Linked DNA regions of Homo sapiens: region 2 is linked to region 1. Evidence: chromatin loops called from intact Hi-C (ENCODE). Cell type or tissue: HCT116. All regions are shown on one strand. Each heading gives the region's core, and the rest is flanking DNA. Links, peaks and the distances in the headings are about the cores only.

The links. A loop is a pair of places that touch in the nucleus more often than their neighbours do. Peaks named below come from ENCODE experiments on the same cell type or tissue, not always from the same donor. Only the 100,000 strongest peaks of a DNase experiment are listed, where the experiment ranks them.
Region 2: a loop joins it to region 1, with 3 times the contacts of the local background. A loop is called at or near these places in 12 of 110 quality-filtered maps.

What each region holds. Positions count from the first base shown.
Region 1 is chrX:41,319,466-41,333,204 of GRCh38, forward strand. It overlaps the pseudogene SHISA5P1. Among named protein-coding and RNA genes, the nearest start is that of DDX3X, 7.8 kb to the right of the region's middle. RefSeq lists silencers at 7,931-8,225, 13,518-13,739 and an enhancer at 7,931-8,225. In HCT116, for the core only: a CTCF peak has its summit at 11,181; a DNase peak (open chromatin) is centred at 11,246; H3K4me3 peaks cover 1,624 bases; H3K27ac peaks cover 1,977 bases.
Region 2 is chrX:41,373,284-41,390,143 of GRCh38, forward strand. No RefSeq gene overlaps it. Among named protein-coding and RNA genes, the nearest start is that of DDX3X, 48 kb to the left of the region's middle. RefSeq lists enhancers at 8,453-8,747, 12,220-12,737. In HCT116, for the core only: no CTCF peak of the experiment used is centred there; a DNase peak (open chromatin) is centred at 8,658; H3K27ac peaks cover 1,574 bases.

The DNA.
Region 1 (13,739 bases), core at 9,783-12,282:
GTGCCTGTGGTCCCAGCTACTTGGGAGGGTGGGGTGGAAGGATCGCTTGAGGCCAGGAGTTGGAGGCTGCAGTGAGCTGGGATCATGCCACTGCACTCCAGCCTGGAGTGACAGCGAGACCCTATGTCAAAATAATAAAAATGAAAATTACAAAAATAATAATAATTATTATCATCTCCTGGCCTGCCCTGTCATCCATGCCAAGTAAGGGCATGTACAAATTTCATCTACCCATTCAGTCAATGTTTATTGAGTACCTACTATGTTCCAGGTTCAGTCCCAGGTGCTAGTGATCTGAAAATGAATAAAATACAGTTGCCTTTAAGTGTTCACAGTCTAGTGGAGACAGAGACATTTTTTTTTTTTGAGATAGAGTCTCACTCTGTCACACAGATAGAGTGCAGTGGCACAATTTCGGCTCACTGCAACCTCCGCCTCCCAGGTTCAAGTGATTCTCCTGCCTCAGCCTCCCGTGTAGCTGGAACTACAGGCCCCCACCACCACGCCTGGCTAATTTTTGTATTTTTAGTAGAGATGGGGTTTCACCATGTTGGCCAGGCTGGTCTCGAACTCCTGACCTCAGGTGATCCACCTGACTTGGCCTCCCAAAGTGGTGGGATTACAGGTGTGAGCCATGGCACCTGGCCGGGACAGAGACTTCTGAGCACATGCCTTCCGTGGAAGTGTGGTAAGGGATGGAAAGCAGGCTGTGGGACCTCAAGGCAGAGCACATGCTCTGGCCAGGGAAGTGGCGAAGGCCACTCCTTGCTTGTCAGTTACAAACCAGTTGAAATCTTAGTATTATTCTTGCTATATACAGGTTATAGTATATTCTATAAAAACATTTCCAGCCATTATTTTCATCATGATTACCACTGGTTCATTTTCTGCAAGATTCTTTTCCAAAATGCCAAAATGGCTAATATCTAAACTGAGATCTTGTGAAATTTATGGCGGATTCACCCCTATAAATGATCATTTTTCAAAAATACAATGACAACTGTTAGTTCAACAAGTGGTCTTTGCTGTGAAGCTCAGGCATCAAGGAAAGGTGTAGATAGGTCTTATTGCATAACAGTCCTCGGTCCTAATATAGCAACGTTCATCTGAGAAGCTTAAAGGACTTGCCTCACATGACAAGCTGCCTCATTTTTGCACTGACTCTTCGAGGAAGGCAAGATAAGATTTATTATCCAGTGGCCTATATTCCAAGTAGAGAAGGATCCTCTCTGCCCAGGTAACTAGAAAAGTGTGTCTGATGACACATTTGGGAGGAACGAAGGGATCCAGCAGCAAGAAGGGGATTGAACCATTGGTTTCAGGTTGCAGTTCTCCACCAAGAATTTTTTGAAGTGTAAGGCCTGATCTTGCTTATATAGGACTGATTAAATTTTTTTCTTTCTTTCTTTCTTTTTTCTTTTCTTTTTTTGTTTGTTTTGAGTTGGAGTCTCACTCTGTAGCCCAGGCTGGAGTGCAGTGGTACAATATCCAGCATTGCAACCTCTGCCTCTTGGGTTCAAGCGATTCTCCTGCTGCAGCCTCCCCAGTAGCTAGGACTACAGGTGCACACCACCATGGTCGGCCGGCTAATTTTGGTGTTTTTAGTTAGAGACAGGGGTTACAGGCGTGAGCCACCGCGCTCATACTAATTTTTTTTTTTTTTGAGATGGAGTTTTGCTCTTGTTGCTCAGGCTGGAGTGCAATGGTGTGATCTCAGCTCACTGCAACCTCCAACTCCGAGGTTCAAGCAATTCTCCTTCCTCAGCCTCTCTAGTAGCTGGAATTACAGGCGCCTGCCACCACGTCTGGCTAATTTTTGTATTTTTAGTAGAGATGGGGTTTCACCATGTTGGTCAGGCTGGTCTCGAACTCCTGACCTCAGGTGATCCTCCTGCCTTGGCCTCCCAAAGTGCTGGGATTACAGGCATGAGACACCGCGCCCGGCCCTTACATTTTCATTGCAGTAAATACTTGAGCCTCAAAACCTGAGAATGCTTTCCAGCCCCATCTCTAATCAGGACCTTGTCTTGTCAATTTTCCCTCCATGAGACAGCTCTGGTGAAACAGTAACAGAGGGACGGGGAACACCGAGGTATTGATGTCTGGGCCAGAGCTGCCATCCAGGGCCCCACACCCCACCTTTGGTCCAGACAGCCCCTTGGCCCAGGTGTCCCTGCTGCCAGAACACATTGGACTGGGGTACAGGAGTTGCATATTCCATGAAGCCGGTGTCAGGGGAAGCAGGAACTCTCACATTAGCCAGGTTATTCCTCTCCTCCGGGCCAATTTCCCTCCACAACCCAGGGGTTTCAGTCTCACATCAACTATCATGTTTTAAAACAGAAAACATGCCTGTAGTCCCACCACTTTGGGAGGCCGAGGTGGGTGGATCACCTGAGGTCAGGAGTTCGAGACCAGCTTGGCCATCATGGCAAAACCCCATCTCTACTAAAAAAAAAATTAGCCGGGCATGGTGGCACATGCCTGTAATCCCAGCTACTAGGGGGGCTGAGGCAGGAGGATCACTTGAACCTGGGAGGCAGAGGTTGCGGTGAGCCGAGATCATGCCACTGCACTCCAGCCTGGGCAACACAGCGACTCTGTCTCAAAAACAAAAACAGAAAATAGGCAAAATGTTTGGCTAAAATAAAATGAAAACACTGCAGGGAAGAGGCTTGAGTGTGCTGGTGGACAGGCCGCCCTGCTCACCTGTGGGAAGGGCAGGGCCAGCAAGGGCAGGAGAGCTCCCTGTGGGCAGCTAGGCTGGGTGTGGATGTGGTCCTCCAAGTGGTCCCAGGGAGGATGCAGGGACAGGAACAGTCCAGGCAGACAGCTCTCAGATGAGTAGGGCTCTGCCTGAGGTGTTCTGGCATCAGGAGGCTGCCTGACCCCCAATGGGCATGACACAGGCTCCAGGGAGCAATGGGACATCGGCCCAAAGGATCAAAGCCCAATTTGGTCAGATCCCAAGCTTTACCTACATTATGTCTCTGGCTCTGCGAAGGGTACCCCCAACTCTGGGGACAAGCCATGGCCTCAAGTGGCAGCTGGCTACGCTGCTGAAATCAGGACACATCTGTATCATACTCACAGAAAGCTGCGCCATCCTAGTGTGACAGGCCACACTCCGTCACCCTAGGGGAAGCTGGAAAAGAACTCCAGATGTGCCCTGGAGAGCCCTCCACCTCTCAGGGGCCACCTCCCAGGGTGCCCCCACCACCCCATTCTTCGAGTTTGGCTTGAGATTTTAGGAAGCATAATTTCAGGTGAGGAAGATAACAAAGTCTGGTCCCAACCCACTCTGCTGGCAAGGATCACTCCCCACCTAGTCGGCATCAGAGGAAGCCACGTATACAGACAGGACACACATAGCACACACGGGGCATAAGGAACCGTGCCTGCACACCACTCACACACACATGACATGACCAAGTGGCAGCCAGAGAGGCCAGGGCATGCTCAGGGGGCCGCCTTCGGGGCATCCATGTAGTCTGGGTTGGAAGGAGGCTGGCTGGTGGGGTAGGGCGTGGCTGCTCCTCCAGCCAGGGTCTCGAAGTAGGCCGGCGGGCCCATGGGCTGGGCCGGGTAAGGTGATGGGTACTGCACTGGGTAGGATGCTGCTGGCATTCCTGGCTTGGGGGGGGCATGGGGTGGTAGCCCTGGTAGTCCAGGGTAGCTAGGTGGCACACTTGGAGGCTGAGGGTAAGGGGCATGCACCACAGTGGTGGGCGTGGTGGTGCTCACAACTGGACATGGTCAGCGGCACATCTTGTAGAGGGAGCAGCAGGAGCAGGTGAAGCAGATGATGATAGTGACGACAGACAGCACAAAGATGGTCAGGCCGACGGCCACGGTCGCTCTGAACCCCATGTTAGCCTCTGCCTTCACCCAGGGGCTTCCTGTTCCCCTAGACTTCCCCTTTCCATCATGGGCCACTCAGTTCCAATTTCCTCTCCTTTCGGAGAAAAGGAAAGCAAATCTCCCGATGATGTCAGCCACAGGAAGGACCACTTCATGAACTTTCGAGTCCATGATGGCATTTTTCTCCTTAGAACAGCTACTGTGCTTTTGGTACTATTCATTCATTTGTTCCACATTTACAAAGATGAATAGAATGCAGGCCCCACCGTAGAGGAGCTCACAGTCTAGATGACTGGCACTACATACTGCCTCATGTTGTGTCACAATCTTTTTGTGCATGTGTCTTGTGTCTCCAATTCCATGACAGCAGAGGCCATGTCCTAAACTTCTTTGTCTTCCCCAGAGCCCTTACTTAGCATGGTGTTCAATAAACGTCTCTTTTTTTTTTTTTTTTTTTTGAGATGGAGTCTTACTCTGTCACCCAAGCTGGAGTGCAGTGGCGCAATCTTGGCTCACTGCCACCTCCACCTCCCGGGTTCAAGCGATTCCCCTGCCTTAGCCTCCCGAGTACCTGGGATTACAGGTGCATGCCACCACACCCAGCTAATACTTTTTGTAGTTTTAGTAGAGATGGGGTTTCACCATGTTGGCCAGGCTGGTCTCAAACTCCTGGCCTCAGGTGATCCACCTGCCTCAGCCTCCCAAAGTGCTGGGATTATAGGCGTAAGCCACCACACTTATCCAATAAACATCTCTTGAATAAGTAAAATAATTTGATTTGATTTGGTACTTTCCTCTTCCGTGGTTTACTTCTGCCACCTAGATAAAATAATGTATCACCCATATGTAGAAATGTATTTTATTTATTTATTTATTTTATTATTATTATTTTTTATAGAGATGAGGTCTCACTTTGTTGCCCGCTCGAACTCCCAGGCTCAAGTGATCCTCCCACCTCAGCCTCCCAAAGTGCTGGGATTACAGGTGTGAGCCACCGCACCCAGCCTAGAAACTTGTAAGTGAGGAAATTGAGGCACAGAATGGTGAAGTAACTTGTTCCAGGCTGCAAGTGACTCATGGTTGCTTCATTCAAAATATATGCTGGACAACTTTGGAACCAAAGACAGCTATATATCCTTGATGCCAGTATTTAGATGTCTCTTAGATTCTGAGATGCAAATTGTGCCTTCATATACACACACACAGACTTTATCAAAATCATGTATATGTTTGAAGCCAGACTCTGGTTTATGCAAAATGATTAATATTTCTTCTTATATTCAATATCAAGTTGTGTGAAAGGTAACACATGATAGGTTCAAAAATATTCCAGAGAGGAAAGAGTGGGTGGCAGTTGGTGAGCTGCAACATTTTTCCTTTCACAGAACAATTCTTGTAGAAGAAACAGCATCGCTGACTTTTTCTATTTTCAGCACAAAGTAACACTTAACTGATTAATATTCAAGTGAAGGTGTACAGCCACAAACCTCATTTAATCAACAAGCAATGCAAAACAACAAACTAATGCACAGCGGGGATGCAAACGGGTGGTCTGCCAGCGAAACTGAACTCACAGAAAGGGTTTCAAGAGTTCTCAACTTAATTTTGAATACATAAGAAATGATATTTATAATATTTCTTTTTCTTTCTTTCTTTTTTTTTTTTTTGAGATGGAGTTTTGCTCTTTCACCCATGCTGGAGTGCAGTGGCGCAATCTCGGCTCACTGCAACCTCCACCCCCAACCCGGGGTTCAAGCAATTCTCCTGCCTCAGTCTCCCAAGTAGCTGGGATTACAGGCATGTGCCAGCACACGTGGCTAATTTTTGGATTTTTAGTAGAGACGAGGTTTCACCATGTTGGCCAGGCTGGTCTTGAACTCCTGACCTCAGGTGATCCACCCACCTTGGCCTCCCAAAGTGCTGGGATTACAGGTGTGAGCCACCACACCCAGCTGATATTTATATTTCTATAAGGCAAGAAAAATACAGGAAAACCAAACACTCATCTACCCATCAACCCGGCTGAAAAACAGAACAGTACCAGTAGCCCTGAAGCCTTCTAGACACAAACAGTACACTGAAATAATCAGAATTAGCTGCCAACAGTTACAAATTGGGACATTTCACACAAAAATCTGGATTTCCAGCCTCTCTTGAAAAAGCTGGCATCACTGTGCCTATATTCCCATAGGGAAATAAGGGGCTGGCCCTTCATGGGGCACCCATGCCGATCACCCCATCCCACCCTCATCTGTTCTCTGCTGCCTCCTCCATCCACATGACCTGCCCAGCCCTGGAGACATCTGCATTGGTAACCCCTGCCATGTGTTTCCTTTCTGGGTTGGCTCCTTCTCCCTTGATGCTGTTCAAGCTCTCCATTTCCCTAGTTCTCCTGCCTGTGCTTTGGGCCGTCTCCTTTCTTGGTGGAGCAGGACCTTTAAGAGGCCAGGCAAGGTGGTTCATGCCTATAATCCCAGCACTTTGAGGGGCCGAGATGGGAGGATCGCTTGAGCCCAGGAGTTCAAGACCAGCCTAGGCAACATAGTGAGACCCCGTTTCTACAAAAAAAAATTTAAAAACCTAGCCAGTCACGGTGGTGCACCTCTGTGGTCCTAGCTACTCAGGAGACTGAGGCAGGAGAATCACTTGAGTCCAGGAGTTCCAGGCTGCAATGAGCTATGATCATGCCACTGCAACTCCGGTATGGGTGACAGAGTGAGATCCTGTCTCTTAAAAAAAAAAAAAAAAAGGCACTAGGCTCCATGGAGATGTGCAGACAAGGAGAAATGGTCTGCCCTCAGTAAACGTGTAGCTGTGGAGGAAACTGACCTGTGGGCCAGGCGCAGTGGCTCATGCCTGTAATCTCAGCACTTTGGGAGGCTGAGGCGGGAGGATCACAAGGGGCCAGGAGTTTGAGACCAGCCTGGCCAACATGGTGAAATCCCATCTCTACTAAGAATACAAAAATCAGGCGGGTGTGGTGGTGCACGCCTGTAATCCCAGCTACTCGGGTGGCTGAGGCAGGAGAATTGCTTGAACCCGTCAGGCAAAGGTCGCAGCGAACCAAGATTGCACCACTGCACTCCAGCCTGGGCGACAGAGTGAGACTGTCTCAAAAAAAAAAACAAAAAAAAACCGACCTGTGTCTGATTACATATCATACAAGACAGGCAAAGATAGAAATAGAAAGAGGGTTACGGGAGCACAGAGCAGGAAAGACTGTATTAGTCAAGGTCTTCCAGAGAAACAGAACCAATAGGATGCATGGGTATGTGTGTGTGTGTATGGAGAGAGAGAGAGCGAGAAAGAGAGAGAAAGAGAGAGAGACAGAAAGAGAGAAGAGAGAGAGTATGTATGTATTTAATGAATCGGCTTACATGATAGTGGGGTTAGCAAGTCCAAAATCTTTAGGACAAGCTGCAGGCTGGAGACCCAAGGAAAAGTTGATGTTGCAGTCTTGAGTCTAAAGGGAGTCTGGAGGCAGAATTCCCTCTTCCTAGGGAGACCTCAGTGTTTTAAAGCCATCAGCTGACTGGATGAGGCCTGCCTGCAATATGGAGGCTAACCCACTTTATTCAGTCTACTGATTCAAATATCAGTCTCATCTAAAAAATACCTTTACATGGCTGGGCGCGGTGGCTTATGCCTATAATCCCAGCACTTTGGGAGGTTGAGGCGGGTGGATCACCTGAGGTCAGGAGTTCGAGACCAGCCTGGCCAACATGGTGAAACCCCATCTCTACTAAAAATAAAAAAATTAGCCGGTGTGGTGGTGCACACCTGTAATCCCAGCTACTCGGGAGACTGAGGCAGGAGAATCGCTTGAACCCGGGAGGTGGACGTTGCAGTGAGCCAAGATTGCACCACTGCACTCCAGCCTGGGCGACAGACCGAGATTCCATCTCAAAAAATAAAAAATAATAAAAAATATATTTACAGTGACGTCTAGACTGATGTTTGACCAAATATCTGGGTACCGTGGCCTAGCCAAGTTGACACATTAAAATTAACTGTCATTGGCTGAGTGAGTGTGTATGCAGGGATTAGAAGGTGGAAGCACAGGTGCCGGGAGGGACGTGGTGAACAAAGGTGCAGAGGTGGGGAGATGCTGAGCATGCTCAGAGAATAGTGAGAAGTCCAGTAGAGGAGCAAAAAGTGCAGCCTGGGGGTGGGGTGGTAAAAGGGGGCAAAGTGCACAAGATGGGTGGGGAACCATGGAGGATAGGAGCCATCGTGACTGGATAGGCACTAGGTCTGCAATGACCTTGAATGCCATGGGAGGTGTCAGAGGTTTTCAAGCAGGGAAATGGCACAACAGGACTGTGTTCAAGAAGAAAACTCTGGTAGACACACAAAGGGTGAGGTAGAGGGGGAGAGGTTGGAAAGTTCTATGGGACAAATGATCCATTTTGTTTGTTTGTTTGTTTTTTGAGATAGAGTTTTGCTCTTGTTGCCCAGGCTGGAGTGAAGTGGGGTGATCTTGGCTCACTGCAACCTCCGCCCCCCAGGTTCAAGCGATTCTCCTGGCTCAGCCTCCTGAGTAGCTGGGATAACAGGCGCCCGCCAACATGCCCGGCTAATTTTTTTTAATATTTTTAGTAGAGACGGGGTTTTGCCGTGCTGGCCAGGCTGGTCTTGAACTCCTGACCTCAGGTGATCTGCCCGCCTCAGCCTCCCAAAGTGGTAGGATTGCAGGCGTGAGCCACCGCGCCTGGCAATTTTTTTTTTTTTTTTTGAGACAGGGTCTCACCCTGTGCCTTAGCCTCCTGAGTAGCTGGGACTACAGGTGCATGCCACTACACCTGGCTAATTTTTTATTTTTTGTAGAGATGGGAGCTTGCTATGTTGCCCAAGCTGGTCTCAAACTTCTAGATTCAATGGATCCTCCCACCTTGGCCTCCCAAAGCTGAGATTATAGGCGTGAGCCACCAAGCCTGGCCCAGTTTTTCTTTTTCTTTCTTTCTTCTTTTTTTTTTTTTTTAATTTTTATTTATTTAAGAGATGGGGCCTCGATCTGCTGTCCAGGCTGGACTGTAGTGCACTCATAGCTCTCTGCAGCCTCAAACTCCTGAGCTAAAGAGATCCTCCAGCCTCAGCCTCCCAAGTAGCTAGGACTACAGGCATGAACCACTGTGCTCAGTTTGTATTTCTTGAGAGGACACTGGGTTGGACAGTTATAGCAAGATATCTTTAAAGGGCTGAGTGTGGTGGCCCATGCCTGTAATCCCAGCACGTTAGGAGGCTGAGGCTGGAGGACCACTTTAGCTCATGAGTTTGAGGCTGCAGAGAGCTATAAGTGCACTACAGTCCAGCCTGGACAGCAGATTGAGACCCTGTCTCTTTAAAAAAAAAAAAAAAAAGAAAGTCTTTAAATAATTCAAAGTTAAAACCTTGAAAAAGGTCCAGGCGCGGTGGCTCACGCCTGTAATACCAGCACTTTGGGAGGCCGAGGTGGGCGGATCACAAGATCAGGAGATCAAGACCATCCTGGCTAACACGGTGAAAACCCGTCTCTACTAAAAATACAAAAAATTAGCCGGGCGTGGTGGTGGGCGCCTGTAGTCCCAGCTACTTGGGAGGCTGAGGCAGGAGAATGGTGTGAACCTGGGAGGCAGAACTTGGAGTGAGCCGAGATCGCGCCACTGCACTCCAGCCTGGGTGACAGAGCGAGACTCTGTCTCAAAAAAACAAACAAACAAAAAAAACCTTGAAAAAGTTTTAAAAGCTTTAAAAATGATTAACTCTAATAGACATCAAAGAAGGTCTGTAGGACAATAACAGCAATAATCTGTAAGTAGGAAGGTGTAGGGGAGAGTAAATTGGTTTGAAGTACAGAGCATATAATTCCAACAAAGGACTGCTATGCAGCCCACAGCCCTATCTGTGAGGTAAGGCTAGGCTTTAAGTTCTGCATCACCTGAGAGAGTGATTGCTTAAAATGCCCCTACTACCTAAGAGGCAGCTCGGCCTCCTGAGGGCATATGACCCAACCCCCTTCACTATACTTCCAAGACTTCAGTCTTCGGTCACTTTGCATGAACAAAGGCAGAAATGCACTGAGCTTTGCTGTTTGAAAATATTTTTAGCAATTTTAGTGGTAGAAAAGATGCCCTTTGATACAATTTTGTTTTTGATCTTGTCTTCTTTGAGGAAGGAAAGCAGATTCCAGGCCGGATCTGCTGTTTGAGAGTATAATAATTGCCTAAGGCCAGGCGTGGTAGCTCACGCCTGTAATCCCAGCACTTTGGGAGGCCGAGGCGGGCAGATCACCTGAGATCGGGAGTTCGAGACCAGCCTGACCAACACGGAGAAACCCCGTCTCTACTAGAAATAGAAAATTAGCTGGGCGTGGTGGCGCATGCCTGTAATCCCAGCTACTCGGGAGGCTGGGGCAGGAGAATCGCTTGAACCCAGGAGGCGGAGATTGCGGTGAGCCGAGATCGTGCCATGGCACTCCAGCCCCTGGGTGATAGAGCGAGACTCCGTCTCAAAAACAAAAAACAAAAAACAGAGAGAGTAAGTACGGAACTGCATTTACCTCCACACCTATAATTATCCTTCTTATTATAGGGAAGTTCTATGTCTTTGAACTTTATTCCAAATCCACCCTAAAGAAAAGTATGGATCAGCTGGACCCAGGAGGCCCTTCCCCTGGACCTTGCAGAAAAATGACTGACAATCATGAAATTCACTAAAGGCTTTAAGGTACCTATCTCTTGGAATCCCTTTTACAACTCCTTTTCTTCTAGCTTCGGAATAGTCTAATTATCTTTGTCCCAGGTTTTAGGTTACTTGGGCACATTATTTATGTGCATCGCAATAATGTGATTTCAGTCTATCTCTGTCTCCATTCTGCATAGAGAGGTGTGACAAATTTCCTGTCCTCTGTGGGCTCACACACAGCTGCAGTACCACACGGAATTACAGTGGAAGTTTGAACAGTGGAGACTGTGGGAGCCCAGTGCCCAGAGCAACCTACTCTACTAAGGGAGTTGAGAGGATGGGGAGCTAGACACGTGTTATGTGGATCCAGAGCCACTTGGTACTAAGCTCTTACTCCCTGCAAAACACTTAAAAAAAAAAAAAAAGATCTTAAACACTACCTCTCCTCCCCCCCACCCCCGCCTTCTTTTTGAGACGAGTTTCACTCTGTCGCCCAGGCTGGAGTGCAGTGGCGCAATCTCAGCTCACTGCAAACTCCACCTCCTGGACTCAAGCGATTCTCCCACCTCAGCCTCTGGAGTAGCTGGGATTACAGGCGCGCGCCACCAAGCCGTAACTCCTGGAATCAAGTGATCCCGCGTGCCTAGGCCTCCCAAAGTGCTGGGATTACAGGCATTATCCACCACGCCCTGCCTCGCAGAGCACTTTCAATTCATGCACAAGCCCTTGAATCCCAAACACTCTTGGAGGCAGAGACTACTTTTATTCCAACTTTATAGATAAGGAAGCCAGGGCACTGTCAAGGGAGTTGCCTGGTGCCTGTAAGCAGGGAGCTGAACTGGTAGTTAGAGGAATTGCAATTCCCAGGCTCTGGTTCACTGCGCTACCTCCAGGAATGGGGGTGGAAGTGGAGGGAGGGGGCGGTGTTGCAGGAAGTACATTTGCTTCAATATGAACAGTTAAAATGCCTGGAAACATTAAGAAAGGGAGCGTGCAAAAAAAAATTTCCCTGGTTTCAGCCATTTCTTTCTTTTTTTTTTTTGGGGGGGGGCGGAGTCTTGCTCTGTCGCCCAGGCTAATTTTTGTATTTTTTTTAGAGACGGGGTGTCACGGTGTTAGCCAGGATGGTCTCAGTCTCCTGACCTCGTGATCCGCCCGCCTCGGCCTCCCAAAGTGCTGGGATTGCAGGCGTGAGCCACCGCGGCCGGCCTGGTTTCAGCCATTTCTAACCCTTTTTTAGGTCACTTCAAATAAAATTTGCAAATAACTGCCATGTGGAGAAAATATGCAAATGTTGCTAAACGGAAAAGTCATTCGGAGTGCTGTGAAAGTTGGCTCATTTATTTAGCTGCCTCAAGTGTGCACATCATTCTTTTTCAAAGTGAATGTGTTTAAAGACAAAGCTTTGTATGTTTTCCCGCTTCCTCTCCAATTGGATATTCCAATTATAACGTATTGATTAACAAAATACCCTGGTGGTTTGAACCAAGTATGCCTATGAGCAGGGGTTAATTGAAAATAGGGAACTGCTGTATATTTCAATTCTTTTAGGTACTCCCATGGCGGTACCCTGTACTCGGCTCTACTCAAAAGTAAAACAAAGCCCAGAACCAGGGTAGTCAGTGCATCCCATTGTTGCTATATGCAGTTTGAAGAGCTGTCGGAACTCACAGTTTTCGAACCTGACTCATGTTTACCCTGGTTCATAGGAAAACGAAACTGAAACAAAACCGAGGTCCTTCACCAAAACTCCATGAGAATCCACGAATCTCAGGGCAGGAAGGGACCCTAATATCATTAAACCTAGTGGCTCTCCAAGGGGCATTGTAGAAATCTGTGTATTTCTGGTTGTCACAATGACTGGCGAGAGCTACTGGCATTTAGTGGGCAGGAGCCAGGCACGCTAGGATGTTCTATGATGCTGGTCAGTCCCACAGAGCGAATAATTGAATCACTGGACACATGTCGGTGAAAAACTAGTTCATTATCATCTAAGCCTAGAACTAACACTGTTTTACATATGAACACAAAGTATCTTTGCCCAGTTTCCATATATCCTGAATTTTCCACAAATGCAGGTACTGTTTCAATTGAAGGAAGATTGTACTGTTTTATTTAAAAATTATTAATAGTTCATCATTTTGGAAAATGAGGTTCCTAGTAGCAATGCTGCTCATGGAACTTGAGTTGTGAAATCAACACACCTTTCCAGTTTGCATTTGTGGCTCTACTGGGCAAGTGTCTTCCCACCAGTTAGTGTAGCTGTGCGGCGGCATTTACATATTATAATACATTGTTTTATTATAATCATTTTGCTTTCGTTTGTTGACAGATCATGTTTTTTGAAATTGTGTTTGTAGGTTTACATAAACAATTTAGGTTTTGTTATTTCAGTATAGGTAAAGGGGGCGTTAGAAAATACTCGTTATGAAAAGGAGTTGGGTCTTTCACAGGGTTATGGAATGTAGCAGACTCCTTTTATAGATGAGCAAATTGAGACCCAAAGCCGTTAAACAACTTGCCCCCGACAGTGTGATATTCTCTCCCTATCTCGTTCGAATTTCCGTCTCGATTTTAAAAATTGAGAAGGGAGAGAAGTTATGTGTATAGTAAATTATGTGATGAGCACGAACTATTTGAATTCTGGCAGCAGAAGACCTTTTGTGGGGGTGGTGGAAACCACTGCGTTTTATTTAATTTCGTAGGGCTGAGGGTCAGAAGAGAGGGGAAAGCGGTCATAAGAAACTACGGATGTGCGGGCGCCGGCTCAAAGCCGGGAATCCACTAGTAAACACCTTCTTCTATTTAAGGGCCTGCGGCACCGAAGCCGGGACTTGGGGTGGCCTGCCTAGGAGGGAACCACAGGAAGAGGTTCCACCGACGGTAGAAACCCGGTTCCTCCTGTTCCTCATCCACCGCAGCGGCCTGAGAGTCACCCCGAGCCCAGGCCGGTAACCCCGCTGCAGCCCCTCCGGCAGGCCCAGGTTGCACCGGCTACAAACATTCCCGACACCCTTGGGCCCTAGAAGAGCCGTTCGCCACCCGCGGGGTCCCCGCAACGCCGGTGGTCACCGGCCCTAAGCCGCTGGGCGCCCCGCGGGAGGAAACTAGGGGCAAATGTAGCCCGCATTCCTGCGGAGAGCCGGGGTCCCGGGAGGGCGCGCCAGCGGCGGTTCCGGATCAGCGCGTGTCTGTCTCATTGTTCCCTCACCGCG
Region 2 (16,860 bases), core at 7,211-9,710, 51 kb after region 1:
TTTATTTTGCCTACATTTCTGAAGGATATTTTCACTAGATATAGAATTCTGGTTGACAGTTTTTTTCACTTACAGCACTTTTAAAATGTAATTTTAAAACTTGACTTCGGCCGCGTGCAGTGGCTCATGCCTATAATCCCAGCACTTTGGGAGGCCGAGATGGGTGGATCACCTGAGATCAGTCAGGAGTTTGAGATCAGCCTGGCCAACATGGTAAAACCTTGTCTCTACTAAAAATACAAAAATTAGCTGGGCGTGGTGGTAGGCACCTGTAATCCCAGTAACTTGGGAAGCTAAGGCAGGAGAATCACTTGAACCCGGGAAGCAGAGGTTGCAGTGAGCTGAGATGGTGGCACTGCACTCCAGCCTGAGTGACAGAGCAAGACTCCGTCTCAAAACAAACAAACAAACAAACAAAAAACAGTATATATGAAGCACACACTGCATGCCAGACCCTTTGCTTACAGATACTATGGGGATACAGTGGTGAACCAACCAGCCAGCCAGTGATGGAAGTAAGGAGATTACAGCCCTTCCTCCCACTGGAAGTCTCTCTCACTGCCCTGTGTCCTGCCCAGGCCAAGTTCAGGCCCCTCTGGCATCCTTTTTATCTTCTCCAGAACTCTGACCCAGCACACAAATATTTGTGTTTTTTAATTATTTTAAATTTATTTATTTATTTATTTTTGGAGACGAGGTCTCACTCTGTTACCCAGGCTGGAGTATAGTGATAATATCATAGCTCACTGCAGCTTGGAACTCCTGGGCTTAAGCAATCCTCCTGCCTCCGCCTCCCGAGTAGTTGGGACTACATGTGCACACCACCATGTCCAGCTAATTTTTAAACTTTTTGTAGAGACAGGATCTTGCTATGTTGCCCAGGCTGGTCTTACACTCCTGGCCTCAAGCAATCCTCCCACCTCTGCTTCCCGAAGTGCTGGGATTACAGGCATGAGCCACTGTGCCTGGCTGTGCACACAAATGGAGTTTTCTTGCCCTTTCCTGTGAACTGAGTTGTATCCCCCAAAACTCATGTGTTGAAGCCCTTACCCACAATGGGATTGTATTTGGAGAAAGGGACTTTGGGAGGTGATTAGGTTTGGATGAGGTCATGAGGGTGGGGCCCTCATGATGAGGTCAGTGTCCTCACAAGAAGAGACACCAGAGAGCTTGCTCTCTCTATGTGCACACACTGAGGAAAGGCCATGTGAGAACACAGCGAGAAGGTGGCCATCTGCAAGTCATAAAGAGAGCCCTCCCCAGAGCCTGATCGTGCTGGTACCTTGATCTCAGACTTCCAGCTTCCAGAACTGAGAAATAAATGCCTGATGCTTAAACCACCCAGTCTGTGGCATTTGGTTATGGCAGCCTGAGCTGACTAAGACACCCCTTGAGGTGACAAATGCCCCACGCCCTGCCCCAGTTCTAGGGGTATGGCTCATGATCCTTGGCTTCAGAGGCTGTTGATGGACATGAGTCCTGGGAGCTGTGGTAACGGCTCAAGATGCTGGGGTCCTGGGGTGAAGTGCCCAACCCATAGAACTGGGGCAGATGTGGGCCTGGCTCAGGGGATTGGCGGGGAGGGTGCTCTGCAGTCGACCTAGCACAGCAGGACCCCAGCCTGAAGCGCATTTGGGGTTCCTTGCAGCTTCTTGAGTGAAGTTTAAGTCCAGCGCACCCACAGCCGTGCGCCACTCTCGCCCCTTACCATGTTGCAGGTTCTGCTCCTTTAACAAGCAGGCTGGTTACCGAGAAGCAAGGATACGTGGCACAGAGCATCCTCAGGGTCTTCAAAGGCAACACCCCCAGTGCTTAGGGCTTGCCCCGTGCCCTCTGGGTGGAGCTGGCCGGCCTCCCTGGGCCAACGGCCTCTCGGCACTCTGCAGCACAGTCAGCCTGGCCTGGGGTTGGGCAGGCAGCGTCCTGTGGCCTCACCTCCACCCTCCTGCCCAGTTGGCTGTGTCACACTCACTCTTTTTTTTTTTTTTTGAGACGGAGTCTTGCTCTGTCTCCCAGGCTGGAGTGCACTGGTGTGATCTTGGCTCACTGCAACCTCCGCCTCCCAGGTTCAAGCGATTCTCCTGCCTCAGCCTCCCGAGTAGAAGGGATTACAGGCGTGTGCTACCGCACCTGGCTAATTTTTGTATTTTTAGTAGAGACGGGGTTTCACCCTGTTGGCCAGGCTGGTCTCGAACTCCTGACCTCAGGTGATCTGCCCATCTTGGCCTCCCAAAGTGCTGGGATTGCAAACATGAGCCACTGCGCCTGGCCCACAGTCACCCTTTTAAGGTCAGGTTGGTTCCTGGCAAAAGTGTCCTTTCCGGGGGGCCTCCAAATATAGGATTTGGAAGACATAGGAATAGAGCACCCAGATGACTACGTTAGCAGAGCAGCCGCACTCAAATGATGCCTTCTCCATTACTTGAAGCTTCTTTTTGTTCAGCCATTAAAGAAGAAACTTGACAAAATAGGAACAAGGTGATATTTCTCAATTGCAAACCTTTGTAAAGGGACAGTTGGCCTCTAAAGGCTTTTTTTTTTTTTTTAATTTTTAGTAGAGATGGGGTTTCACCATGTGGCCCAGACTGGTCTCGAACTCCTGAGCTCAAGTGATCCACCTGCCTCAGCCTCCCAAAACGGTGGGATTACAGGCATGAGCCACCAGGCCCGGCCAGTTTTTTTTTTTTTTTTTTTTTTTTTTTTTTTTTTTTGAGACGGAGTCTCACTCTATTGCCCAGGCTGGAGTGAAGTGGCATGATCTCGGCTCACTGCAACCTCTGCCTCTTGGGTTCAAGCAATTCCCCTGCCTCAGCCTCCCAAGTAGCTAGGATTATAGACACCCACCACCACACCTGGCTAATTTTTGTATTTTTAATAGAGACAGGGTTTTGCCATGTTGTTCAAGCTGGTCTCAAACTCCTGACCTCAAGTGATCCATCTGCCTCAGCCTCCCAAAGTGCTGGGATTACAGGTGTGAGCCACTGTGCCCGGCCAAAGTATACTTATTTTTGAGAACAAGCTTTGCGGTTGCCAAATATGTACACAGATGCCGATGCCTCCCCTGTGAGCAGCATCCCAGGACCACTCATGTGCCCCAGCTCTTGTCCTCATCCTCACTACCTTGGCCAGGTGCTGTCAACATGAACAGCCACTGCCATGGGCAGCCTGTTCCACTGTCCCTTCTGCCCGGCTCACCCTCTGGGTGCTGCGGGGGTTTGGCACGTGGGGCAGGTTCTGATGCAGACTTCCTCCCTGGTCGTTATGTGTGTGTTTTTCTTTATGTCCTGATCCTTTTTCATTGAACCTAAAAGTGGTGTCTGGGTGCAGGTGTAACCAATGGTGGATCCAGAAATAAGAGCTTTGTGTGATAAGATTCTTACAACTGTCCCTGTCTTACACCTGGCCAGTGACTGAACCCTTGGTCTTTTTCAGGAGCTGGGATGTCTAAACCTATTGAAAATGAAATTGGAATTCCTGACATGGGAATTCGGTGTTTTCTCCTCGCTCCACCAAAACACTCACTTCTAGCATAGGGATTCAGGAAATTGGCATGTGGCTTCCAGAGTCATTTTGGAATGTCACAATCTAGACTCTTTTTTTTTTTCTGAGATGGAGTCTCACTCTGTTTCCCAGGCTAGAGTGCAGTGGCGCAATCTTGGCTTACTGCAACCTCTGCCTCCCGGGTTTAAGCGATTCTCCTGCCTCAGCCTCTGGAGTAGCTGGGACTACAGGCACCTGCCACCATGCCCAGCTAATTTTTGTATTTTTAGTAGAGATGGGGTTTCACCATGTTGGCCAGGCTGGTCTCGAACTCCTGACCTCGTGATCCACCCGCCTTGGCCTCCCAAAGTGCTGGGATTACAGGCATGAACCACCGCGCCCAGCCTTTTTTAAATGAAAGGCACCCATCAGTGGCCCTCACTGTGGGTCCCGGAACGTGGTCAGGGAGCAGGTTCTGTCTTCATGCGTCCTTTAGGGGTCCTGGGGCTGACTCCGCCTGCGAGCCCCATCCTGGGGTCACGTTAAGCACCTTTTGTAGACATTGTATTTTTATTAAAATGTCAAATCTGGCCGGGTGCAGTGGCTCACGCCTGTAATCCCAGCACTTTGGGAGGCCAAGGCGGGTGGATCACGAGGTCAGAAGTTCAAGACCAGCCTGGCCAACATAGTGAAACCCTGTCTCTACTAAAAATACAAAAATTAGCCAGGCATGGTGGCGTGCGCCCATAATCCCAGCTACTCGGGAGGCTAAGGCAAGCGAATCGCTTGAACCTGGGAGGTGGAGGTTGCAGTGAGCCAAGATTGTGCCACTGCACTCCGGCTTGGGCAACAGAGTGAGACTTCGTCTCAAAAAAAAAAAAAAAAGTCAAACCTGTGTTCCTGTAACAGTGCAGAGTAATATTTCTGAACCATTTGACACATGAGTCAGAATGGAAACTGTGAGCATTGTCTGTGTGTCTGCGTGGGCTGCAGTCTGGGTCCTGGGGAGCCCCCCAGTGATGTGTGCAGCTGCAAGACCCACACCAGAAGGAGCCTTGCCGTCCTCTGGGGGTTTGAGTGCTGGGACCCCTTCCGTGGGCTCAACCCCTAGCTCCAGGCCTCCTGCCCTGTGGGACAGGTCTACGGGGTTGGGACACCCACGTTGCCTGATCTTGTGACAGCATGAGGTGCTCATGGAGCGGAGTGTAGGAACCCTGCTGCTCAGATGTCATGCTGCACCAGGCTGACCAGGGCCGTGATAGTGACCAGCCACATGGCCATGGTTTCTAAGTACACCATTTGATATAAGGAGACGATTTAATAAAGCATTGTCTTAAAAAAAAAACTGGAGCAGATGGAAAAGGTTTTCATTCTTGTTGAACAGGGTGTACTGGGTATCCTTCAACTGTAGCAGTAGAGATGTTGGCTAGACAAGGAAATCATGCTGCTGGCAAAAATGCTGAGCTCCAGAATGGTGCTGAGTGGAATGTGACCATTTCCTGTTTTTGTTTTTGTTTTTTTGTTTTTCATTTTTGAGATGGAGTCTTGCTCTTTTGCCCAGGCTGGAGTGTAGTGGCGCGATCTTGGCTCACTGCAACCTCTGCCTCCCAGGTTCAAGAGATTCTCCTGCCTCAGCCTCCCGAGTAGCTGAAATTACAGGCGTGTACGACCGCACCTGGCTAATTTTTGTATTTTTAATAGAGGCGGGATTTCACTATGTTGGCCAGGCTGGTCTCCAACACCTGACCTTAAGTGATCCGAGCACCCTGGCCTCCCAAAGTGCTAGGATTACCGGTGTAAGCCACTGCACCTGGCTGAATGTGACCATTTTCTACATGAAATTGCCACATGAGCTCATTTCGAGCTTTGTATATTTATTTTGGTAATAAGAACTCTGTGGGATTATCCTTTAGAAACCAACAATATATCTATCAAAACTGAACATACACATTCCCTGACCCAGCAACCCCACTCCTAGGTAGATAGCCAACGGAAATGCAGATATATGTTTACCCAAAGGCAAAAATGTCCATAGCGGTGCTCTTTGTAATAGCCCCAACAGAAAACTACCCAAATGCCTACCACCTATAGGGAATGGAGAAATAAATGGTGTATTCACCCAGTGGAATACTCTACAGCAACAAGAATCAGTAAGCTCTTGAGAAGACATGGAGGAACCTCATGCATGTAATGTTGCACAAGAAGGCCAACAAATGTAGGAGTCCGTACTTTATGATTCCATTCATATTCCAAAACAGGCCAAATGAATCCAGATACCACAACTCAGGATAGTGGTTATAGTTCACTAAGTTTTGTTTCTTTGTTTGTTTGTTTATTTTTTTCTCGAGACGGAGTCTTGCTCTGTTGCCCAGGCTGGAGTGCAATGGCGCAATCTCAGCTCAATGCAACCTCTGCCTCCTGGGTTCAAGCGATTCTCCTGCCTCAGCCTCCTGAGTAGCTGGGGCTATGGATGTGCACCACCGCACCCAGCTAATTTTTTGTATTTTTAGTAGAGACGGTGTTTCACCATGTTGGCCAGACTGGTCTCAAACTCCTGACCTTGTGATCCACCTGCCTCGGCCTCCCAAAGTGCTGGGATTACAGACATGGGCCACTGTGTCTGGCCATAGTTCACTAAGTTTTTAAAAATCCGTGATAGCAAATGGTTTACAGGGTACAAAGTGCCTTTGCATATGTGTTATCTCACGTTTTGCTCATTTTCATGCCAAGTGGACTTTATTGAGATATTATTTACATATAACAAAGTGCATAAATTTTAAGTGATGACCCTAATGAATTTTACCACACATACACACCCAGGTAACCCACACCAAGATCAAGCTACAGAACATTCCTGAACTCCTGAGAGTTCCTTCACATGATCTCCTTTGATCATCATGACAATCTCTGGACAGCAGAGCCATTATCTGCCCATATCATCTCTGAGGAACATCAGCCTTAGAGGCCAAGACCTGCCATGGTCCCAGTGCCCCCTCTGGGTTGGGACGGTGCTGCCCTCATGGCAGAGAAATGGCTGAGAGGCTCTCAGTAGCCTTCTCAGAACCCTCTGACTTGAGTTGGCATCATTAGCCTATGAATTCACTTTCTGGAAAATGAGGCTCTGTCCCCTTGCTACACAGCTGGGCAGGGAGCTGGGGAGGTGGGTTGGGTGGCACTAGCTAGTTATTTTTTTATTTTATTTATTTATTTATTTTGAGACAGTCTCACTCTGTTGCCCAGGCTGGAGTGCAGTGGCATGATCTCGGCTCACTACAACCTCCGCCTCCCAGGTTCAAGCGATTCTCTTGCCTCAGCCTCCTCATAGCTGGGACTATAGGCGCGCACCACCGTACCTGGCTAATTTTTTTTTTTTTTTCTTGAGATGGAGTCTCGCTCTGTCGCCCAGGCTGGAGTGCAGTGCGCAATCTCAGCTCACTGCAAGCTCCGCCTCATGGGTTCACGCCATTCTTCTGCCTCAGCCTCCTGAGTAGCTGGGACTATAGGTGCCCGCCACCATGCCCGGCTAATTTTTTGTATTTTTAGTAAAGGCGGGGTTTCACCGTGTTAGCCAGGATGGTCTCGATCTCCTGACCTCGTGATCTTCCCGCCTTGGCCTCCCAAAGTGCTGGCATTACAGGCATGAGCCACCTTGCCCAGCCAGTTTTTTTGTATTTTTAGTAGAGATGGGGTTTCACCATGTTGGCCAGGCTGGTCTCAAACTCCTGACATTAGGTGACCCACCCACCTTGGCTCCCCAAAGTGCTGGGATTACAGGCATTAGCCACTGTGCCTGGCCCTGGCTAGTTATTTTTAAACTCCAGTTATTTTCCAGAGCTATCTCCCAACCATCACCATTACGGACAATGCCCTGGAGTCTGAGGGTTGGCAGTGCCAGGTGAGGGATGCTAGTGTCTGTGAGAAACTGCCCTTGGGGAGGGAGTGGCCACCAACCAGCCCAACTGGGTGGGCAGGGCTCCTGGGAGAAACAGGCAGATGCTGCACGGGAATGAGGCCTGTGTGGGCCTCATGCTGAAGCTTCAGGGGCGGCTCGGTGTGAGTGCATTCAGGGTTCGATTCTCACCACCCCCAGTCCCTGCCTGGGCCTGGGTGAGGTTTGAGGGCTGACCCGAGGCAAGCCCAGAGCAAAGACAAGGTGCACATTGGGCTTTCCTGAGGCCTTCTCCCTCCAGTTCCAAGCCCTTTCTCAAACTGACTGTTTCCCCAGGACATGGCCCTGGGGGCGAGGCCAGAATCCCTTGTGGCCTCTTTTCTCTCTCTCTCTCTTTTTTTTTTGAGATGGAGTTTCGCTCTTGTTGCCCAGGCTGGAGTGCAATGGCGTGATCTCGGCTCACCGCATCCTCCGCCTCCCAGGTTCAAGCAATTCTCCTGCCTCAGCCTCCCCAGTAGCTGGGATTACAGGCATTTGCCACCATGCCCGGCTACTTTTGTATTTTTAGTAGAGACAGGGTTTCTCCATGTTGGTCAGGCTGGTCTTGAACTCCCGACCTCAGGTGATCTGCCCGCCCTGGCCTCCCGAAGTGCTGGAATTACAGGCGTGAGCCACCATGCCCGGCCGTTTTTTTTTTTTGAGACGGAGTCTCACTCTGTTGCCCGGGCTGGAGTGTAGTGGCGAGGTCTCGGCTCACTGCAACCTCCACCTCCCAAGTTCAAGCAATTCTGCCTCAGCCTCCCGAGTAGCTGGGATTACAGGCGCCCGCCACTACGCCCAGCTAATTTTTTGTATTTTTAGTAGAGACGGGGTTTCACCATGTTGGCTAGGCTGGTCTCAAACTCCTGACCTTGTGATTCGCCCTCCTCTGCCTCCCAAAGAGCTGGAATTACAGGCTTGAGCCACCAGGCCTGGCCTCGTGGCCTTTTTTCTTTAGGGGCGACCTGGTGGGTTCATCTGGAGCAAGGATGCCCTTCCTCACTTTGCTCAGAGCTCTGGGAAATTTCTGGGCCCTCTTAGGCAGTTCTCTTGATTCTCCCAGTCATGAACAAAGGCCCCCGTCCCCCACTGGGACTGGAACTCTTTGTTCTGGAAAGCTGAGTACTGCAGGGCAGGCCTGGGTCAGAGGCCACTGCCTGGTGTTCCCTCGGGGCAGAGTCCCCTCTAGCCACACTCTCACTGGCTTCTGAAAGAGGAAGGCTGACGAACTGGGTGACTCATCCCATTTCTGGAAAAGAGAGGATCAGGAGTTCAGATGGGCATGTTTATGACTGACGTCTGGATGAGATGACACGATAAACATAAGGGCTTAACAAAATTTAGCAAAGACTTGGGCAGCAGCCCATGAAGAAGTGTTTAGTTTTTCTATTAAAAAAAAAAAAAAGCCGGGCGCCATGGCTCACACCTGTAATCCCAGCACTTTGGGAGGCCGAGGCGGGCGGATCACGAGGTCAGGAGATCGAGACCTTCCTGGCTAACACAGTGAAACCCCGTCTCTACTAAAAATACAAAAATTAGCCGGGTGTGGTGGCGGGCGCCTGTAGTCCCAGCTACTCGGGAGGCTGAGGCAGGAGAACCGCGTGAACCCGGGAGGCTGAGCTTGCGGTGAGCAGAGATCGCGCCACTGCACTCCAGCCTGGGCGACAGAGCGAGACTCCGTCTCAAAAAAAAAAAAAAAAAAAAGCCAGCCGAGCGCAGTGGCTCACACCTGTAATCCCAGCACTTTGGGAGGACGAGGCAGGCGGATCACCTGAAGTCAGGAGTTCAAGACCAGCCTGCTGAACATGGTGAAACCCCGTCTCTACTAAAAATACAAAAATTAGCCGGGCTTGGTAGCGCGCCTATAATCCCAGCTGCTCTGGACGCTGAGGCAGGAGAATCGCTTGAACCCGGGAGGTGGAGGTTGAGGGAGCTGAGCTCATGCCATTGACCTCCAGCCTGGGTGGCAAGAGTGAAACTCTGTCTCAAAAAAAAAAAAAAAAAAAAAAGCCTTAATTCCAAAGCCACAAATGAGCCTACACCATTGGCTCATCTCAGCCTAAGAATCCAATTCCAGGAGGTAGGAGAGGGTGACCTGCGGTGGCCGAGAAGGATGTGACGGCTCTCCGAGGTGAACAACCGTTCATTCTCAATGAATAGTTTCACATGGACCCATGGACCCATTTCAGGGATTTGCTGTTCTTTAAAACACGGCAGAAAAAACCCCAAACAAAAATTCCTATGTACACCAGTCACCCCTTCTCTCTTCTGCTTTTTGGCTAACATCAGGCCAGGGACACATGGTGGCCCTAGCTCAGTCTTTGCTGGGACTTGGTGACAAGCCCAGGGACAAAGAAAACCAGTCTCTACTCTGACCTACCCCAAAGGGTGCCCATTAGGGACGGGGCAAATAAACAAGCTTTGAGATTTTTACATGGAAATCTCAAGGGACCAAGATTTCACTCACTCTGGTAAAACAAAAACAAAAACACCCTCCTTCTGTTCCCCGGAACTGAGCTTCTGAGTAACAACTGTTGGCCTCTACCCACACACACAGCTCAGTCTCTATTTGCAACAAGATCCTGGATGCTGGGCTTTGATATGAATTCTAACCCTTTGATTTCAGCACCTGTCTGTCCCTGCTGTGTTGTAAAAGTGGGGTGGGGGTGGGAAGCTATAACCACTTCTAGACAGGAAGTTATTTAGGCAAAAAAAAAAAAAAAAAAACAAACAAAAAAAACAGATGAAGCATTGCACCAAGTACAAAGGTAGCCACACCTCAGGCTGAAAGGTTCCTTCCAGAGAGATAAGATACCCGACAGCAAAAGTCACACAGCTCCATGAGATCTGGGTGAAATGGAAACTTCCTGTTTATTTTAGTCCCTTCAGCCTGGGGGTGGAGAGGGAGCAGCAGAGATGGAAGCCGTGGCTGCTACTTTTGTTAAGAATCAAAACTGCTGGATCAGTCCAGAAGATTGTGGCATCGCCTGTCCCATCAACCATGCCCTCCCGTTCCCACCAAGGACACGACAGAGATAATACCATGAGAATATATGAGTTGCCCACAACTAGCACCAGATGCTGTTGGCAGGCTCATTTTAACTTCACAGCATCCTTCTGGGGATGGGAATAGGAGGGAGTAGATACAATCGTCTTTTTTTTTTTGAGGCGGAGTCTTGCTCTGTCGCCCAGGCTGGAGTGCGGTGGCAAGATCTCGGCTCACTGCAACCTCCGCCTCCCGGGTTCAAGTGATTCTCCTGCCTCAGCCTCCCAAGTAGCTGGGATTACAGGTGCCCATCACCACGCTCGGCTAATTTTTGTATTTTTAGTAGAGACGGGGTTTCACCACGTTGGCCAGGCTGGTCTCAAACTCCCGAGCTCAGGTGATCCGATCCACCTGCCTCAGCCTCCCAAAGTGCTGGGATTACAGGAGTGAACCACTGCGTGTTTTTTTTTTTTTTTTTTTTTTTTTTTAACATATCAGAGCTGCGCTGGGGAGGGTAGGTGACGCAATCACAGTCAAGTAGGCGCTCAGAGGCTGAGTCAGGACCTGGCTTGCTCTCAGGCCCTGCCCCCACCCCAGCTACTTCCTCCTAAATATCTCTAATCGCTCAGTTTCTTGGACCTTTAGTTTTAGCACTGGGACTGCCCTGATTAATTCCTTTAGCAATGATCACACCCATAAGTACGCCATTTCCACCCTCCCCACCCTAGGGCTCTCTGGGGAAGATGACCTAGTCCAGGGCCACCCAACATCTCAGAGCAGTCCCAGGTAATTCTCAGGATGGTAGACAGGGCTTCTGAGCTCAGCACAGGGATGCTTGATGTTGTTCACACCTGTGAAGAAAGGCAGAAATACACATGCCAAAGACGTGGAGAGACTGGATCCCTCATGCATTGTGGGAGGGATTGCTAAATGTTGCAGCCGCTTTGAAAAACTCCTAGGAAAACCAGAGACCCTTGTTCACTTGTTTATCTGCTGACCTTCCCTCCACTATTGTCCTATGACCCTGCCAAATCCCCCTCTGCGAGAAACACCCAAGAATGATCAATAAATACTAAAAAAAAAAAAAGAAAAACAGTTTGGTGGTTCCTCAAAAGGTTAAACATAGAGTTACCATACGCCCCAGCAATTCCACTTTTAGTGTAAATCAAAAACTGACTGATGGCAGGCCTTCGTGGCTCACGCCTGTAATCCCAGCGCTTCGGGAGGCTGAGGCAGGCGGATCACTTGAGGCCGGCGGATCACTTGAGGCCAGGAGTTTGAGACCAGCCTGGGCAACATGGCGAAACCCCGTCTCTACTAAAAATACAAAATTAGCCGGGTGTGGTGGCTCACACCTGTAATTCCAGCTACTTGTGAGGCTGAGGCAACAGAATTCCTTGAGCCCGGGAGGCAGAGGCTGCAGTGAGCCACGATGGTGTTACTGCACTACAGCCTGCGACAGAATGAGACTCTGTCTCAAAAACAACAACAACAAACGACTGAGACAGGTTTCAACGAATTTAGAGGTTTATTTAGCCAAGGTTGAGGACATGTCTGGGGGAAAAAAAAACACAAGTCACAGTAGAATCTGTGTCCTGTGCTTTTTCCAAAGAGGGTTTGGGAACTTCAGTATTTAAAGGGGAAAGAACAGCCGGGTGTGGTGGCTCAGGCCTGTAATCCCAGCACTTTGGGAGGCCAAGGCAGGAGGATCGCTTGAGCCCAGGAGTCCAAGACCAGCCAGGGCAACTTGGCAAAACCTCCTCTCTACTAAAAATACAAAAATTGGCTGGGCATGGTGGCTCACGCCTGTAATCCCAGCACTTTGGGAGGCCGAGGAGGGTGGATCATGAGATCAGGGGTTCAAGATCAGCCTGGCCAAGATGGTGAAACCCTGTCTCTACTAAAAATACAAAAATTAGCTGGGCGTGGTGCAGACACCTGTAATCCCAGCTACTTGGGAGGCTGAGGCAGGAGAGTTGCTTGAACCTGGGGGAGGAGGTTGCAGTGAGCCAAGATGGCGCCACTGCACTCTAGCCTGGGTGACAGAGTGAGATTCTGTCTCCAAAAAAAAAAAAAAAAAAATTAGCCGGGCGTGGTGATGCATGCCTGTGGTCCCAGCTGCTCAGGAGGCTGAGGTGGGAGGATCACCTGAGCACAGGTGGTAGAGGTTGCAGTGAGCCAAGATCATGCCACTGCATTCCAGCCTGGGCATCAGAATGAGAGCCTGTCTCAAAAAAATAAATAAATAAATAAATAAAAATAAAAATAAATGAAAAATAAAGGGGAAAGGGCCAGGCGTGGTGGGTGGCTCACTCTTGTAATCCCAGCACTTTGGGAGGCCTAGGCTGGCAGATCACTTGAGGTCAGGAGTTCAAGACCAGCCTGGCCAACATGGTGATACCCCATCTCTACTAAAAATACAAAAATTAGACGGTCATGGTGGTACACGCCTGTAATTCTAGCTACTCAGGAGGCTGAGGTGCGAGAGTTGTTTGAACCTGGGAGGCAGCAGTTGCAGTGAGCCAAGATTGCACTACTGCACTCCAGCCAGGGCGACAGAGGAAGACTCCATCTCAAAAAATAATAATAACAATAAATAAATAAAAAATAAATAAAGGGGAAAGGGCAAGCAGGAGGGGAAGAAAAAAAAACAAGGTGGGTAGGCAATGAGGCACCTGGTTACATTCTTATGAGACTGTGAATCTACATTTTACATGTGAAAAGAAAGGGGAAGGGGAGGGAGTCAACTATGCATTCCTCCCCTGCTCAGTAAATCTACATTTTACATAAGGTAAAGTAAGCAAGTGAAATTACAGCTATCTGTTTGAGAATGAAAGGAAAGCAGTTTTTGCATGACTCAGTTCCCAAGCTTAACTTTCCCTTTGGCATAGTGAGTTGGAGTTCCATTTTTCTTTCACGCTAGGTATCTACCCAAGAGAAATGAGACGTATGTACGCATAAAACTCCTACACGAGTGTTCACAGCAGCATTATTCATAATAGCCCCAAATTGGAAACAACCCAATTGTCTACTGAGAAAAGAAAAATAGCTCAGAGCAGGCCCAGAGAGACATGAATAGGGACTTCAGTCATCATCTCCCCAGCCCCCACCGCATGCCTGGGGACAATTGTTTAAAGTCACTTTGTTCCTGACTAGCTGGCTCACCTATTATCTTCATGTACCTGGGATTTGTGATATAAAGACAAATTTTTACTTTAAAAATCCACTTGTAGGCCTGGCACGGTGGCTCACGCATGTAATCCCAGCAGTTTGGGAAGCCTAGGCAGGTGGATCACTTGAGGCCAGGACTTCCAGACTAACCTGGCCAAACATGGCAAAACCCCGTCTCTACTCAAAATACAAAAGTTAAAAACAAACAAACAAACAAAAGTTAGCTGGGCATGGTGGCGTGTGCCTGTAATCGCAGCTACTCAGGAGGCTGAGTCAGGAGAATCTCTTGAACCTGGGAGGGAGGTGGAGGTTGCAGTGAGCTGAGATCACGCCACTGCACTCCAGCCTGGGCAACAGAGCAAAACTTGGTCTCCAAAAAAAAAAAAAAAATCCACTTGTAACTGCTGCTAGGCAGAATGTTATGTTCAGGGCAACCTGAATCTGTGCTCTCAGATAACAATTTTAAAGCTTGGCCCAAATAAACTCTCTACGTATATTCATTTTGCCCCAGCTTCTTCCTTTTAGGTTGACACCATCAAGTGACAAATGGATAAACAAAATGTGGTATATCCAAACAGTAGAATATGATTCATCAGTGAAAAGGAATGAAGTATTGATACATGCCATAACACTGGCGAAACTTGAAGACCTGTTAGTTAAGTTTATGGATACAAAGGTCACATATTATATATTGTATGATTCCATTTATATAAAATGTCCAGAATAGGCCGGGCACAGTGGCTCACACCTATAATCCCAGCTACTTGGGAGGCTGAGGCAGGAGAATCACTTGAACCCGGGAGGTGGAGGTTGCAGTGAGCCGAGACGGTGCCATTGCACTCCAGCCTGGGAGACAGAGCTAGACTCCGTCTCAAAAAACTAAAAAGATAAATAAAAAATAAAAAACAAAAATCCAGGAGCATTGCGGCAGGGGATATGGAGCCAAAGGCCATTGCGACGACATGAAGAAAGTAGAGTTTGAGAAGGAATAGCCTGGCATTTATGGAAAAATGTCTCAGAAGCAATGACTAGCAATAAAAGGCTGATTGAGAAACTGGGGCAGGAATCCAGAAATGAAATGATGAGGGTCTAGGCCAAAGCCTTGACAGGGAACTGGAGAGAGAAGATCCAATTTACAGTCTAAAGAGGAAACTGGCACCAGATTACATGGTCACATTAGTGAACCAAACTAGGGCCCACTTGCCTGGAGCAGCAAAGCCAAACACTGACATCGGGATAGCAGCGAAAGTGAGACATTTATTGCAGGACACCAAGCCAGGAGAATTGGCCAGCTAATGCTTGAGACTGGAACTCCATGATGACTTACAGGTAAGGGTTTTTAAAGGCAAAGAGGTAGAGGTTACAGGCAAAGTCATAAATCAAGGCAGGACATCCTCAAGTCCCGGGATTGTGGGGGTGGGGGCACAGGTCGTAGGTGGATTCAGAGATTTTCTTTTTTTTTTTTTTTTTTTTTTTTTTGATACAGAGTCTCCGTCTGTTGCCCAGGCTAGAGTGCAGTGGCACGTTCTCGGCTCACTGCAACCTCCGCCTCCCGGGTTCAAGTGATTCTCGTGCCTCAACCTCCCGAGCAGCTGGGATTACAGGTCCGCGCCATCATGCCTGTCTAATTTTTGTATTTTTAGTAGAGACGGAGGTTTCACCATGTTGGCCAGGCTGGTCTCGAACTCCTGACCTCAAGTGATCTGCCCGCCTCGGCCTCCCAAAGTGCTAGGATTATAGGCGTGAGCCACCGGGCCCAGCCAGGATTCAGAGATTTTCTGATTAACGATTAGTTAAGGAGGTGAAGCTTTGTCTAAAACTTTGAGATCAACAGAAAGGAATGTTCACTCTTGCTTGTGGACATGACCTCCTCTGGGCCCCTCAAAAAGAAATTTAGAGCAGAGGTCAGAGTTCAACCTTCAGTTCCCCGTTATCTGAGGTTTACATGCCAGCTGATCCTTGTGATGGGGGCCCGAGGTTCCGAAAAACAACTCAGGGACATATATCAAGATGTTATCTTCAATTTCTTTTTTCTTTTTCTTTTCTTTTCCTTTATTTTATTTTATTTTTTATTTTATTTTTTGTGACTAGATCTTGCTCTATTACCCAGGCTGGAGTGCAGTGGCGCAATTTCGGGTCACTGCTATCTCCACCTCCGGGGCTCAAGCCATCCTCCCACCTCAGCCTCCTGAGTAGCTGGCACTACAGGCATGGGCTATGTGATCTTTCTGTGCTTTAATCTTCCCAGTTGTAAAAATTAAAGAACAGTAGTGACTACCTCCTAGGTTGTCCTGACAGTAACCGAGAAAATCCATGTGGAACAGCAGAAACACTAAGAAGAATGCAAATGTGCTTTCCTCTCTTGTATTTCCATACAGACGACCTTTTCCCTGGGCAGCCTGTAGCCATCTGCTTGGGAGCAGGGAAGGTTTTTCCAAAGTTCTTGAGCAAATTAAATATAAATCCTAAAGATCTCAGATCACAATGTCTCTTCCATGAGAGAAAGAAGATACCCCTATGCCAACCTCAGTCAAGCCGTGAGACTTGTTGCCTTTTAGTAGGAGGATATGACCTGCAGAAACTGAAAGCCCAAAAGTCGTCCCTTCCGGTTCCCAGGACTTGTAGGCAGAAACATGGAGGCAGGACCAGGAGAGGTGTGGCAGTGGGTCCCAAGGTCACTCTTCTGGGCATATGGCCAGAGAAAGGGTAGAAAGTTGGGTAAATTGAAAGAGAAACCAGAAGCCAAGGTCTCTGGCTAGATTCAAATCTGGGACCCTGAGAGGAGATTGTGTCCCACACTGCCACCCCCCCCCACCCCCCAACCTGGGGGCCACATGGAACATCTTGGAGGTGCAGGACAGAGAGAGGAGGGCGGGGGTGCTGCTGTCCAGAGTTGCCCTGTGGTACTGCGTGGCCTGGACAGAAAGTTCTGTTCTGGCTGGATTTCAGCAAAGAGGGAGTCAGGCTACAGGTAGATATTGAGGCAAAAACGTCTACTGAGCCCCTAGAAAGCTCTGCCCTGGGAAATAGAGAGAGAGTGGTGCAAGGTTGAATTACAGTTGGAGCTCTCAAGGAATGATCTTTGAAGCCAAGCTTGGTGAGTTCACTGATGAGCAGGGTGGGGAGGGTGTAATTAGGGAAGAATCGGATAGAAGCCTGGGAGCATCCGCAGCCGAGGAGAGGATGAAAGACAAGGAGGTGCTGCAGAGACCTGAAGTGCAGCAGGAAAACTGGGGAAGTGTCAGAGGCATGTGAACCAGAGCAACTCCATCTTGAATAGGAGCTGGGTAAAATG